2 separate regions of the Homo sapiens genome follow, and region 2 is linked to region 1. A link is a contact called in ENCODE Hi-C or POLR2A ChIA-PET data. All regions are on one chromosome and are shown on one strand. Each heading gives the region's core, a stretch centred on a gene start or an enhancer-like site at or near the end of the contact. The rest is flanking DNA. Distances are from core to core; before and after follow the strand shown. Region 1 overlaps KDR (kinase insert domain receptor). Region 2 has its middle 86 kb from the start of KDR.

Evidence for each region. Hi-C counts contacts between places; a loop is a spot of excess contacts on that map. ChIA-PET counts read pairs that join two places held with the same protein, here RNA polymerase II (POLR2A). Pooled maps may share reads with other maps.
Region 2: a map of heart left ventricle shows a loop between it and region 1 (2.2-fold over the local background). The contact joins two enhancer-like sites. A Hi-C loop is called at or near these places in 9 of 168 maps with a recorded cell type or tissue (PC-3, Right ventricle myocardium inferior, cardiac septum and 4 more) and 2 of 50 pooled maps. POLR2A ChIA-PET finds 5 or more read pairs at or near these places in 2 of 52 experiments (MCF 10A and WTC11).

Annotation. Positions count from the first base shown.
Region 1 is chr4:55,077,673-55,083,498 of GRCh38, reverse strand. It overlaps KDR (kinase insert domain receptor), which reads left to right. Exons shown (of 30, transcript NM_002253.4): 28 at 864-963; 29 at 1,458-1,543; 30 at 3,336-5,018. The coding sequence ends at 3,558. Among named protein-coding and RNA genes, the nearest start is that of KDR, 45 kb to the left of the region's middle. Within about 2 kb of position 3,627, at least 6 of the 41 ENCODE cell types and tissues checked have a DNase peak (open chromatin) inside an H3K27ac peak, as active enhancers do; they include heart right ventricle and prostate gland, where a contact is called at or near this core.
Region 2 is chr4:55,036,547-55,042,372 of GRCh38, reverse strand. No RefSeq gene overlaps it. Among named protein-coding and RNA genes, the nearest start is that of KDR, 86 kb to the left of the region's middle. Within about 2 kb of position 3,657, at least 8 of the 41 ENCODE cell types and tissues checked have a DNase peak (open chromatin) inside an H3K27ac peak, as active enhancers do; they include heart right ventricle and prostate gland, where a contact is called at or near this core.

The DNA of each region.
Region 1 (5,826 bases), core at 2,378-4,877:
AAGGAAGCTTTGGAAGTCAAAGGAGAAAAATGAGCTTTGTTTGAAGAGGGCATTATTCTTCCTAAGAGCAATAAGCCCAACATTCTCTATGTCATTCATCTTCCCAACATCCCTGTGAGCTGGGGAGGGAGTGCTACTGCCAACACATCTTATAGATGGGACAAGAGGGTCACAGAAATATTCATGACTTTCTCAAGTTTCTGCAGTCAGTGGTAGACTCTGAAATAGGCAAAATATCTTGTTATTCTCAAACCACTGCTCTTTCCTGAGACAGCAACTCTGGGGGCGAAAACGAGGGGACAGTGAGACTCAGCCCACCTTCTCTTTGCACACCAAGCCTCTGTTACATGGAGGAGGAAGAGGTTGTCTTCAAATCACTGCTGGGTTCAGTATCCTTTAAGGAGACCTTCAGATGTTTCCTCTGCCTATCTTTCATTGAATGGTTGCTCTGTGAGCATTATCCAGAAAAACTTTCCCAGGAGATGGCCAGACAGATGTGAAACACTCAGTAATATATCCAGAGCTCGATGGAGGAATCCCATGCAATCAGGAAGCCAAGTAGAAGGCAGTTGATCACTCCATCTGCTGTTGTTGTCTTTAGTCCAGAACTGGACCTCAGAAGTAGGATTCAAAAGAACAGGCTCATCGAGACTCCTCAGTTATATTATACTTTTAAATGTACTTTCTCAGGAAATTAAGCCTTCCATGTGTGCTAGCAGAGAAAGATTTTTATTTTGTTTTGTTTTTCTAAAGGATGTTTTGAAGGTTGCTATTAAGTTTGTGGTTGAAAGATAATGAACTTAGGTAGCCGATCTGCAGTCAAATATACCACCACTAAAATATAAATATTTGTTCTTTTGCAGTCAGTATCTGCAGAACAGTAAGCGAAAGAGCCGGCCTGTGAGTGTAAAAACATTTGAAGATATCCCGTTAGAAGAACCAGAAGTAAAAGTAATCCCAGATGTAAGTACGTCTTTTAAAAATAGTCTTAGAAATAATACAAAGGATGAAACACTAGCTAGATAAATATTAGCCTAAGCATTAAAGTTTTGGAGCCTCATTAGAAGGCTGCCCTCGAGTGTGTGTATCATGGGGTCATTATGGAGATGGAACTTTGTTTTTTTCATAAGTAAAGCCCTTGGTCCAAGGTTCAAGACAGTGTAGCTTTCTGACCAATTTCACTAAAGTGCAAGTAGTGTCATAGTGAAGACAGCGATGGTAACAGGCATTCTCAGCTGCTGATTTGTAAATTTTCTCTTCTCCCTGGCCTGTGTCTACTCATAGGAAGCAGTTGCTTCCTTTTGTAGCTTGGACAATTTGTGGCTATGATACCTTTATGTTCTTCCACAGGACCTTATTTGATAGACATGATAGATGGGTTGAGAAATCAGCTTAATTAAATAGTTGGTCATTTTATATGCTCAATTAACTGTGCCATCTCATTGTCTCTTAAAAAGGACAACCAGACGGACAGTGGTATGGTTCTTGCCTCAGAAGAGCTGAAAACTTTGGAAGACAGAACCAAATTATCTCCATCTTTTGGGTAAGACTCAGCCATATTAAAAAGACAAATTTCAATAGGAATTTTTGGAAGGAACTTAGGACTTTCAGTGTAAGTGCAGAATTTTCCCTATGGGGTCTTTGTTGGTTGGAGAAATTAGCATCAATTTAACAAATAAAGAATGGAAACTAACCACACAATAAAATTAAGTGATAAATCTAAAAATAATCTGAAATAAATTAGAGAATTTGGTCAATTTTTATGAGAATTCATGAATACTAGGGAATTTCTGTGTATATTTACTGTGGTCAGTAATGGCTAAATGAAAAAGGTGATTGGATGTGATCCGTAAAGCTGTCAATATGATTACAATCTTTGTGGACTCTGAAGAATTTTTAAGTCTGTATACAAATGGGTGCATCTGTGCTTAAGAAGTATGATATATAAATAAGCCAATATCTATTTGTTTGAGACATTTAAATATTATTGTCTGAATTCGAAGTATTTCATTGTGAGAAAAGTATTAAAATTAGTTTTAAATATAATCTCCCTTCTATGGCTCAGTAGGAATTTGTAGGTGTCTTGAATACGTGTACGTTCTCTTAACATAACAAATCAATGAAAATCTATATTTATAAGAATAATAGAATAAGTGTAGTTATGTATTTGCTGGAGTTTATTTGCTAGAGTATTCTTACCTAAAGGTAAGAATAGAGGAGGTTTTGATCTGCTTATAATCTTTTATATAAAATGGGAATACTCATGGGTTTTTGAATAATGCTCATACCAAAAAGAAAACAAACAAAAAAAACCCCAACATATTAAAAGGTGCCATTGTGCTATTTTATTGTTTTCTTTAAGGCCCAAGGTAAGAAATTGTGAAAGTCAATGATATGTTTCATTCATTGATTCAAAAAATGTTTATTCGGCAAGTATCATGTGCAGAGCACCATGCCATTGCTTGAGACACCTACATTAGTTTTGTTGGGGTTGAATTGAAAGAAAAAATTGTATTTCTCATTATTTGAAGTAACTTTTAAACTATGTATAAACACGAGTTACTAAAATTCCCTTTTGCAGTTTTAACATGAAGAAGTTGGGGAAAACACCTATTACCGGGAAAAAACACCTTAGAATGGCTTGTGAAAGTGTAAATCCTGAAGTTTTAGATCAACACAGCCTGCATTTCTAGGCTTTGACATGATTACCGTCTGTCAGGATTCCATGCCATTGAAAACATTTTCTAGTTGCTGCTGAGTGACAGGGGTTCTCAGTCCTTCCAAGGAATGTGGTTTTGATGAGTAAAAAGCAGCGTTTGATATGTCTGGCTTGACTGCACACATGCTTCAAGTTATTAAAGTTTAAAGTTGCTCAAGAGCTTTATTACAACCATACACATGCCCCGTAATTCCCAAATTGCCACAATAGGAAAAGCACAAGTGAAATTTAAGAACATCCCAATTTCCTTGAATATCATGCAAGTGGCCCTTTGGCGCCTGTCACTGTATACAAATTTGTCAATCTGCGAGGCCATAAACATGTTCCATCAGTTGGGGCCTTTGCATAACTCGAGAGAACTGCCTTTCATCTCATTTGAGGCTTGAAAGACTTGGACCTGAGTAAGAGGACTTATCTGCAACTACTAATTCATGCGAGTACCTGAAAATAGACCTTGTCCCTGTAAACCTGCTATGCTGATTAACAACTGGGAGAGATACGGGGCTGCGGTCTCCAGGGAGATGGCAGCCATATGGAGTTGGGAATGGGGTGAGGGTAAAAAGCAAAAGAATTGTCTTCTCTCTGCCAACTCCTTTGTTTGCCATTTCTTCTGCAGTGGAATGGTGCCCAGCAAAAGCAGGGAGTCTGTGGCATCTGAAGGCTCAAACCAGACAAGCGGCTACCAGTCCGGATATCACTCCGATGACACAGACACCACCGTGTACTCCAGTGAGGAAGCAGAACTTTTAAAGCTGATAGAGATTGGAGTGCAAACCGGTAGCACAGCCCAGATTCTCCAGCCTGACTCGGGGACCACACTGAGCTCTCCTCCTGTTTAAAAGGAAGCATCCACACCCCCAACTCCTGGACATCACATGAGAGGTGCTGCTCAGATTTTCAAGTGTTGTTCTTTCCACCAGCAGGAAGTAGCCGCATTTGATTTTCATTTCGACAACAGAAAAAGGACCTCGGACTGCAGGGAGCCAGTCTTCTAGGCATATCCTGGAAGAGGCTTGTGACCCAAGAATGTGTCTGTGTCTTCTCCCAGTGTTGACCTGATCCTCTTTTTCATTCATTTAAAAAGCATTTATCATGCCCCCTGCTGCGGGTCTCACCATGGGTTTAGAACAAAGACGTTCAAGAAATGGCCCCATCCTCAAAGAAGTAGCAGTACCTGGGGAGCTGACACTTCTGTAAAACTAGAAGATAAACCAGGCAATGTAAGTGTTCGAGGTGTTGAAGATGGGAAGGATTTGCAGGGCTGAGTCTATCCAAGAGGCTTTGTTTAGGACGTGGGTCCCAAGCCAAGCCTTAAGTGTGGAATTCGGATTGATAGAAAGGAAGACTAACGTTACCTTGCTTTGGAGAGTACTGGAGCCTGCAAATGCATTGTGTTTGCTCTGGTGGAGGTGGGCATGGGGTCTGTTCTGAAATGTAAAGGGTTCAGACGGGGTTTCTGGTTTTAGAAGGTTGCGTGTTCTTCGAGTTGGGCTAAAGTAGAGTTCGTTGTGCTGTTTCTGACTCCTAATGAGAGTTCCTTCCAGACCGTTACGTGTCTCCTGGCCAAGCCCCAGGAAGGAAATGATGCAGCTCTGGCTCCTTGTCTCCCAGGCTGATCCTTTATTCAGAATACCACAAAGAAAGGACATTCAGCTCAAGGCTCCCTGCCGTGTTGAAGAGTTCTGACTGCACAAACCAGCTTCTGGTTTCTTCTGGAATGAATACCCTCATATCTGTCCTGATGTGATATGTCTGAGACTGAATGCGGGAGGTTCAATGTGAAGCTGTGTGTGGTGTCAAAGTTTCAGGAAGGATTTTACCCTTTTGTTCTTCCCCCTGTCCCCAACCCACTCTCACCCCGCAACCCATCAGTATTTTAGTTATTTGGCCTCTACTCCAGTAAACCTGATTGGGTTTGTTCACTCTCTGAATGATTATTAGCCAGACTTCAAAATTATTTTATAGCCCAAATTATAACATCTATTGTATTATTTAGACTTTTAACATATAGAGCTATTTCTACTGATTTTTGCCCTTGTTCTGTCCTTTTTTTCAAAAAAGAAAATGTGTTTTTTGTTTGGTACCATAGTGTGAAATGCTGGGAACAATGACTATAAGACATGCTATGGCACATATATTTATAGTCTGTTTATGTAGAAACAAATGTAATATATTAAAGCCTTATATATAATGAACTTTGTACTATTCACATTTTGTATCAGTATTATGTAGCATAACAAAGGTCATAATGCTTTCAGCAATTGATGTCATTTTATTAAAGAACATTGAAAAACTTGAAGGAATCCCTTTGCAAGGTTGCATTACTGTACCCATCATTTCTAAAATGGAAGAGGGGGTGGCTGGGCACAGTGGCCGACACCTAAAAACCCAGCACTTTGGGGGGCCAAGGTGGGAGGATCGCTTGAGCCCAGGAGTTCAAGACCAGTCTGGCCAACATGGTCAGATTCCATCTCAAAGAAAAAAGGTAAAAATAAAATAAAATGGAGAAGAAGGAATCAGACATAATTTCCATGTGGTTGTTTTACATTTTTACTGGTTTTCTTACTCTTCTTATAAGGGATATTTTCATAAACTGATTATATATTTTACAAACCAATAAATGTATTTGTAGTACAAAGTATGAGGGTATAATATCACCACAACTATTTTGAGGATAAGTATGTCTGGTTTAAAGTTTAACTGCTTCTTCCCTCTTCTTCTTCATTACAAAGAATTCACACACACACACACACACACACACACACACACACACACGCCACGCATACACCCCCCAACACCCACACCTCCTCCCAGCCCCCCCACACCCACACATCCAACCCCCCATACTCACACTCACACCCCCTCACAGTCACACCCACCCCCACACACCTACACACCCACCAGCACACACATACCCACACACAGATCCACCCACACACCCACACCCACCCACATACACACACCCCCCCACATGCACACCCCCACACACACCCACCCCCCACACACCCATCCACACACCCACACATCCAACACCCCCGCACTCACCCACACCCCACACACACCCACACACAACCCACCCCCCACAGTCACAACCCCCCTCACATTCC
Region 2 (5,826 bases), core at 2,408-4,907, 41 kb after region 1:
GAGGCATTCTGATTTTTAGAGTTTCCAGTTTTCTGCTCTGTTTTTTCCCCATCTTTGTGGTTTTTATCTACCTTTGGTCTTTGATGATGGTGACGTACAGATGAGGTTTTGGTATGGATGTCCTTTCTGTTTGTTAGTTTTCCTTTTAACAGTCAGGACCCTCAGCTGCAGGTTTGTTGGAGTCTGCTGGAGGTCCACTCCAGACCCTGTTTTGCCTGGGTATCAGTAGCGGAGGCTGCAGAACAGCAGATACTGGTGAACAGCAAATGTTGCTGCCTGATCATTCCTCTGGAAGTTTTGTCTCAGAGGAGTACCTGGCTGTGTGAGGTGTCAGTCTGCCCCTACTGGGGGCTGCCTCCCAGTTAGGCTAGTCGGGGGTCAGGGACCCACTTGAGGAGGCAGTCTGTCCGTTCTCAGATCTCCAGCTGCATGCTGGGAGAACCACTACTCTCTTCAAAGCTGTCAGACAGGGACATTTAAGTCTGCAGAGGTTTCTGCTGCCTTTTGTTTGGCTATGCCCTGCCCCCAGAGGTGAAGTCTATGGAGGCAGGCAGGCCTCCTTGAGCTGCAGTGGGCTCCACCCAGTTCGAGCTTCCAGGCCACTTTGTTTACCTACTCAAGCCTCAGCAATGGTGGGCACCCCTCCCCCAGCCTCACTGCTGCCTTGCAATTTGATCTCAGACTGCTGTGCTAGCAATGAGCGAGGCTCCGTGGGCATAGGACCCTCTGAGCCAGGCATGGGATATAATCTCCTGGTGTGCCATTTGCTAAGACTGTTGGAAAAGTGCAGTATTAGGGTGGGAGTGACCCGATTTTCCAGGTGCCATCTGTCACCCCTTTCTTTGATTAGGAAAGGGAATTCTCTGACCCCTTGTGCTTCCCGGGTGAGGTGATGCCTCGCCCCGCTTTGGCTCACGCTCAGTGCACTGCACCCACTGTCAGACACTCCCCAGTGAGCTGAACCTGGTACCTTAGTTGGAAATGCAGAAATCACCTGTCTTCTGCGTCACTCACGCTGGGAGCTGTAGACTGGAGCTGTTCCTATTTGGTCGTCTTGGCTCTACTTCTTTTTATACGTGATTGGATTTGACTGGCTAATATTTTGTTGAGGATTTTTGCATTTATGTTCATGAGCAATATTGGTCTGCAGGGTTTTCTTTTCTTGTAATGTCTTTGTCTGGTTTTGGTCTTATGGTAGTGATAAACCCCAGCAAGTTAGTATCTGGTAAAATAATTTCTCCTGAGGGCAAGACTTGTTATGAAAAATAGAATGTTCTGACATATTACAAAATAATTCCTTTTCCCCTTCCTGCTGCCAGAGCATGGGGGATTTTTTCCCCAATATTCATTATTTTTCCCAAATATTCAATATTCACTTGTATGAGTTTGACCTCCAGGAGATCTACTCAGGAGGAGTAGATCCCCTCCCTACTCAGGTAGATCTCCTGGAGGTCAAACTCATAAAAGTGTGGGAGCCTTCCTGTGACTGGGTTCCCCCAGAATTTTTAACTCTCAGAGTTTTTTTGCAGTGAGTTTCCAGCAATTAATCAATTACAGTTTAGGTTTTTCTACTTCAGTACTTGTTCCCAAGGTGGTTTCTGCTCGTGAGTTTTTGCTTTAGTAAGCTGTGGTTCTCTGTATTTGCCTGTCTCTTCAATTTTGAGGGCATTGGTTTGCCTTGTGACCTCATTTCTCTGATGAATCTAAGAAAGGTTGCTTAATTATCAGTTTGTCCAACTTTTTACCTGTTAGGACGGAATGGTGACTTCTAAGTTCTTCACATAATTGACAGGAAACTGGAAGTTCATTAATCATTTTTCTCTTTTTTTTTTTCCTTTCTGCATGCCCAAGTTTCTATCTGGTATTATTTATCTTTAAACATTTTTCTTAACATTTGTTGCAGTGTAGGTCTGTTGGTGGTAAATTCTCTCAGCCTTTCATTTGAAAATGTTTTTATTTTACCTCAATTTTTGAAGAATTTTTCTTAGGTGGATATAGAATTTTATGGCAACAGTTTTATTTCCTTTAAATACTATTCCATTGTCTTCTGATATGTTTTCTGTCTTGCATAGATTCTAATAAGAAATTAGCCATCATTCGGCCGGGCATGGTGGCTCACGCCTATAATCTCAGCACTTTGGGAAGCCGAGGCGGGTCAGTCATTTGAAGTCAGCAGCTCCAGACAGCCTGACCAACATGGTGAAACCCCATCTCTACTAAAAATACAAAAAATTAACGGTGTGTGGTGGTGCAGGACTGTAATCTCAGCTACTCAGGAGGCTTAGCAAGAGAATCGCTTGAACCAGCGATTGCGCCATTGCACTCCAGCCTGGGTGACAGAGTGGGACTCCATCTCAAAAAAAAAAAAAAAAAAAAAAAGAGGCCGGGCCGGGCACAGTGGCTCACGCCAGTAATCCCAGCACTTTGGGAGGCTGAGGCAGGCGGATCACGAGGTCAGGAGATTGAGACCATCCTGGCTAACATGGTGAAATCCCGTCTCTACTAAAAATACAAAAAATTAGCTGGGCGTGGTGGCGGGCGCCTGTAGTCCCAGCTACTCCAGAGGCTGAGGCAGGAGAATGGCGTGAACCCGGGAGGTGGAGCTTGCAGTGAGCAGAGATCGCGCCACTGCACTCCAGCCTGGGCGAAAGAGCGAGATTCCGTCTCAAAAAAAAAAAAAAAAAAGAAAAGAAAAAAGAAAAAGAAAAAGAAAAAGAAAAAGAAATTAGCCATCATTCATATCATTGTTCCTGGTATATATGTTTTTATTTTTTTGGCTGCTTTTAAGATGTTCTCTTTCTGTTTATGTTTAATCAATTTGACTGTCATTTGTCTAGGAGTGGCTTTCTCTGTATTTATCTTACATGAGACTTGTTGAACTTCTTAGATCCATGTGTTCATGTTTCCATCCAATTTGTAAAGTTCCAGTCATTATTTCTTCAAGCATTTTTTTTTTTTTGCCTGATTCTCTCTCTCTCTTTCCCCTCTAGGACTGTAATTACATGTATGTTACAAATTCGGTATTAAAAGAAAGAAGAAAACTATATTGTAGTAAGGTTGGTTTCTTTCAGCTGGATCCAATCTGCTTTGCAAAATTCTTCCAAGCAAGAACAACATCTTGCTCACACTTACCTATAGGACACCTCAAGGTATACTCCTTGTGAAAGAAAATTGCTTTCTGGAGGTGTCCTCTATGCTGATGGAGGGTACAGCCTGGGAAACATGGAAAAAGCAAAGAAGTTGACAATGTCAAGGACATAACAATGCCTCAGACGTTTTCTCAGGTCAGTAGCAGCCACTTTCCACATTCAGCCTAAAAGAGAGGCTATATGAGGAAGGTGAATTTGAAATATAAAAGCAAAGAAGTTATATATATACATAAGACATTTTTTTTCAGTGGTTCACATGAAAATTCGAGAACAACATTGTTCTTCTGAAAGCGATTTCAGGATTCCATGCATCTTATTGGCATTTGGATACACAGTTAAGCAGTAGTGTGATGGTAAGAGGGTCCTTTAGGGGAAAATTTGTGGCACCTGCTGACTTTCATGATGCAAATAGTGCCACCATGGCCAATTACAAGCTCCACCATGACATTGCTGAGCATGGCTGGAAAGAGCCATGAAGAATCAGCTCTCTTGAGCCAGTGCAAGCTGGCTCCAGCACACACTGAGCTGCAGGATTGTGTTTAGGGCTAATAGCTATTGGCAAATTCAACACTTGTTGAAAATAGACATCATTGAGTTCTAGAATCAAATGCCTGTTGCTCTATTGCCTGCCTTTTGGTCATTGTTTCTCTAGCTTTTTGAAGGGGCTCAGTAAATCTCACGACTGTGGACCCCAGACCCTTTGACTTAATGAAGGTTGATGTCTTCATTAGATTTTGAAAAGGAATGCTTGAACATTTTATTACCTGGTTGCTGGTGCCTAGTACTCTCTGTTCCATTGCCCATCTCCCCCACCTCCTGTGACACATTCCTGAAAGTGCTCCAGGAAAAAAATGTTACAGACTTGGCAGATCAGCGTTTTCTGATTGTGCAATGTCCTTCCTGAGAAACTCCATTCTCCAAAGGCAGTCATTCTGAAACAAGAGCTAGAAATGGGGGTCCAGGCCACCCCCTGGGATGGCAGAATAAGAGGTCAGGTGGTAGTGGACTGGGACATACTGAATCTATAGGAAATGGCATCCATGTGTGTCTCACCAGTTTTATGGATGTAGAAAAACTGTCAAAGAGTTCATTGGAAGGAAGAAAGGGACAAAATACTTCACTTTCATTTAGATTATATTTTGCCCCTTACAAAGTAACTTCATAAACATTGTATCATTTGCTCGTCACAAGAGACTGATGAGACATACTAATATTGTGAATATAATAAATATAATAATGTAACATATGATTATTGTGTATTATATTATATAATTATACAATATATGTAATTATATGTTGATATATAATTATAATAAATATGTAATATATTATATAAAATAATATATTATATATTAGTATGTGATTATATATGTGACCACATGTATGTAAATATATGTAATATATTGTATATATAAGAACACAATAAATGTTAAGAATATAATAAATATGAATATTTATTTTCTGTCTATAGGTGAAGACACTGAGACTCAGGGAAAATAAATGATTTGGTTAGGGTCACACAGATGTTAATGACAGGGGAGGAACTTGAAGTCTGTCTGATTCTAGTCTAAAGCTCTTTCCATATCAGACTGATGCATGTGTGGGTGTATGTGATGATTCAAGACGGTTTCTATCAGCCCTGATTATTTAATCACACTAGGTGGATTACAAACTACCAGAACTTTTAAACAAGGTGGAAATTATGCTACTCTTAAGAAGCTTCAGTGGGATCCTGGGTGTCAGAGGTTCTCAAAGATATAGATCAGTAATGCCTCACTTATCCAGGCTGGCAGAGAAGGAGATATACGGCAACAATAAAATGTCTATGTGATTGTTTGCATACCTAAAACTTCCAAAGTTTTTATTTATTTTTTTTATTTCTTGTGGAGACAGAGTCTCATTAGGTTGTTCAAGCTGGTCTTGAACTCCTGTCCTCAAGCAAACCTCCAGCCTTGGCCTCCCACAGTGCTGAAGTTACAAGCATGAACCACCCAGCCTGGCCAAAGCTTCCGACTTTTAAAGGACATCATTTAAAATTGTGTTGCACATCACCTTGTATTCTTAAGCATAGAATGCCAAATACAGCTTATTTAACATTTTCTTCTTGACTTAGTGCATCATTGTAAATCTCAATTTGTTTTAGTCTTTTCTTTAATTCACAACCCTCTCGGGCTCTACACTACAAGGTTCCAGTCTGCTGTGCTTTTTGGAGTTCCTGTTTCTTATCTGCTTCTATTGGTGCACTTACCTTTAAGGATTTCTGCTCCCTCTTCTACCTTGTTGGTTTGAATCTGTTAAAAAGTGAGGAACCAGCTCAGATAACCCAGTTTGATAGACTTGTTGATCAAGCAGGAGCAGATAGGTTTTAAATAAAGGCTGGATGACCCTTCTGGAGTAAACACTTTCTATCACCTTCCTTAGTTTTAGGGGTTGATAGGGGCTGTTGCAGTGCTGCTCATATCTGTTTACCAGATGAGCTCTCTTGTCACTCAGCTCTGTAGGTGTTGGTGATCAATGGCTTGCAGCTGCACCTTTCACTGAAGCCTTGCCCTTAGCCTACAGGAGCTGATCCGCCCAGAAATACCTGAGAGGTTTTTCCCTAACCTCTGGGTGTGGCTTGCAGCCAACCACTAATACAGGGGTATAAAAGCCCAGCCCCCTTGCTTCAAGTTGGGAC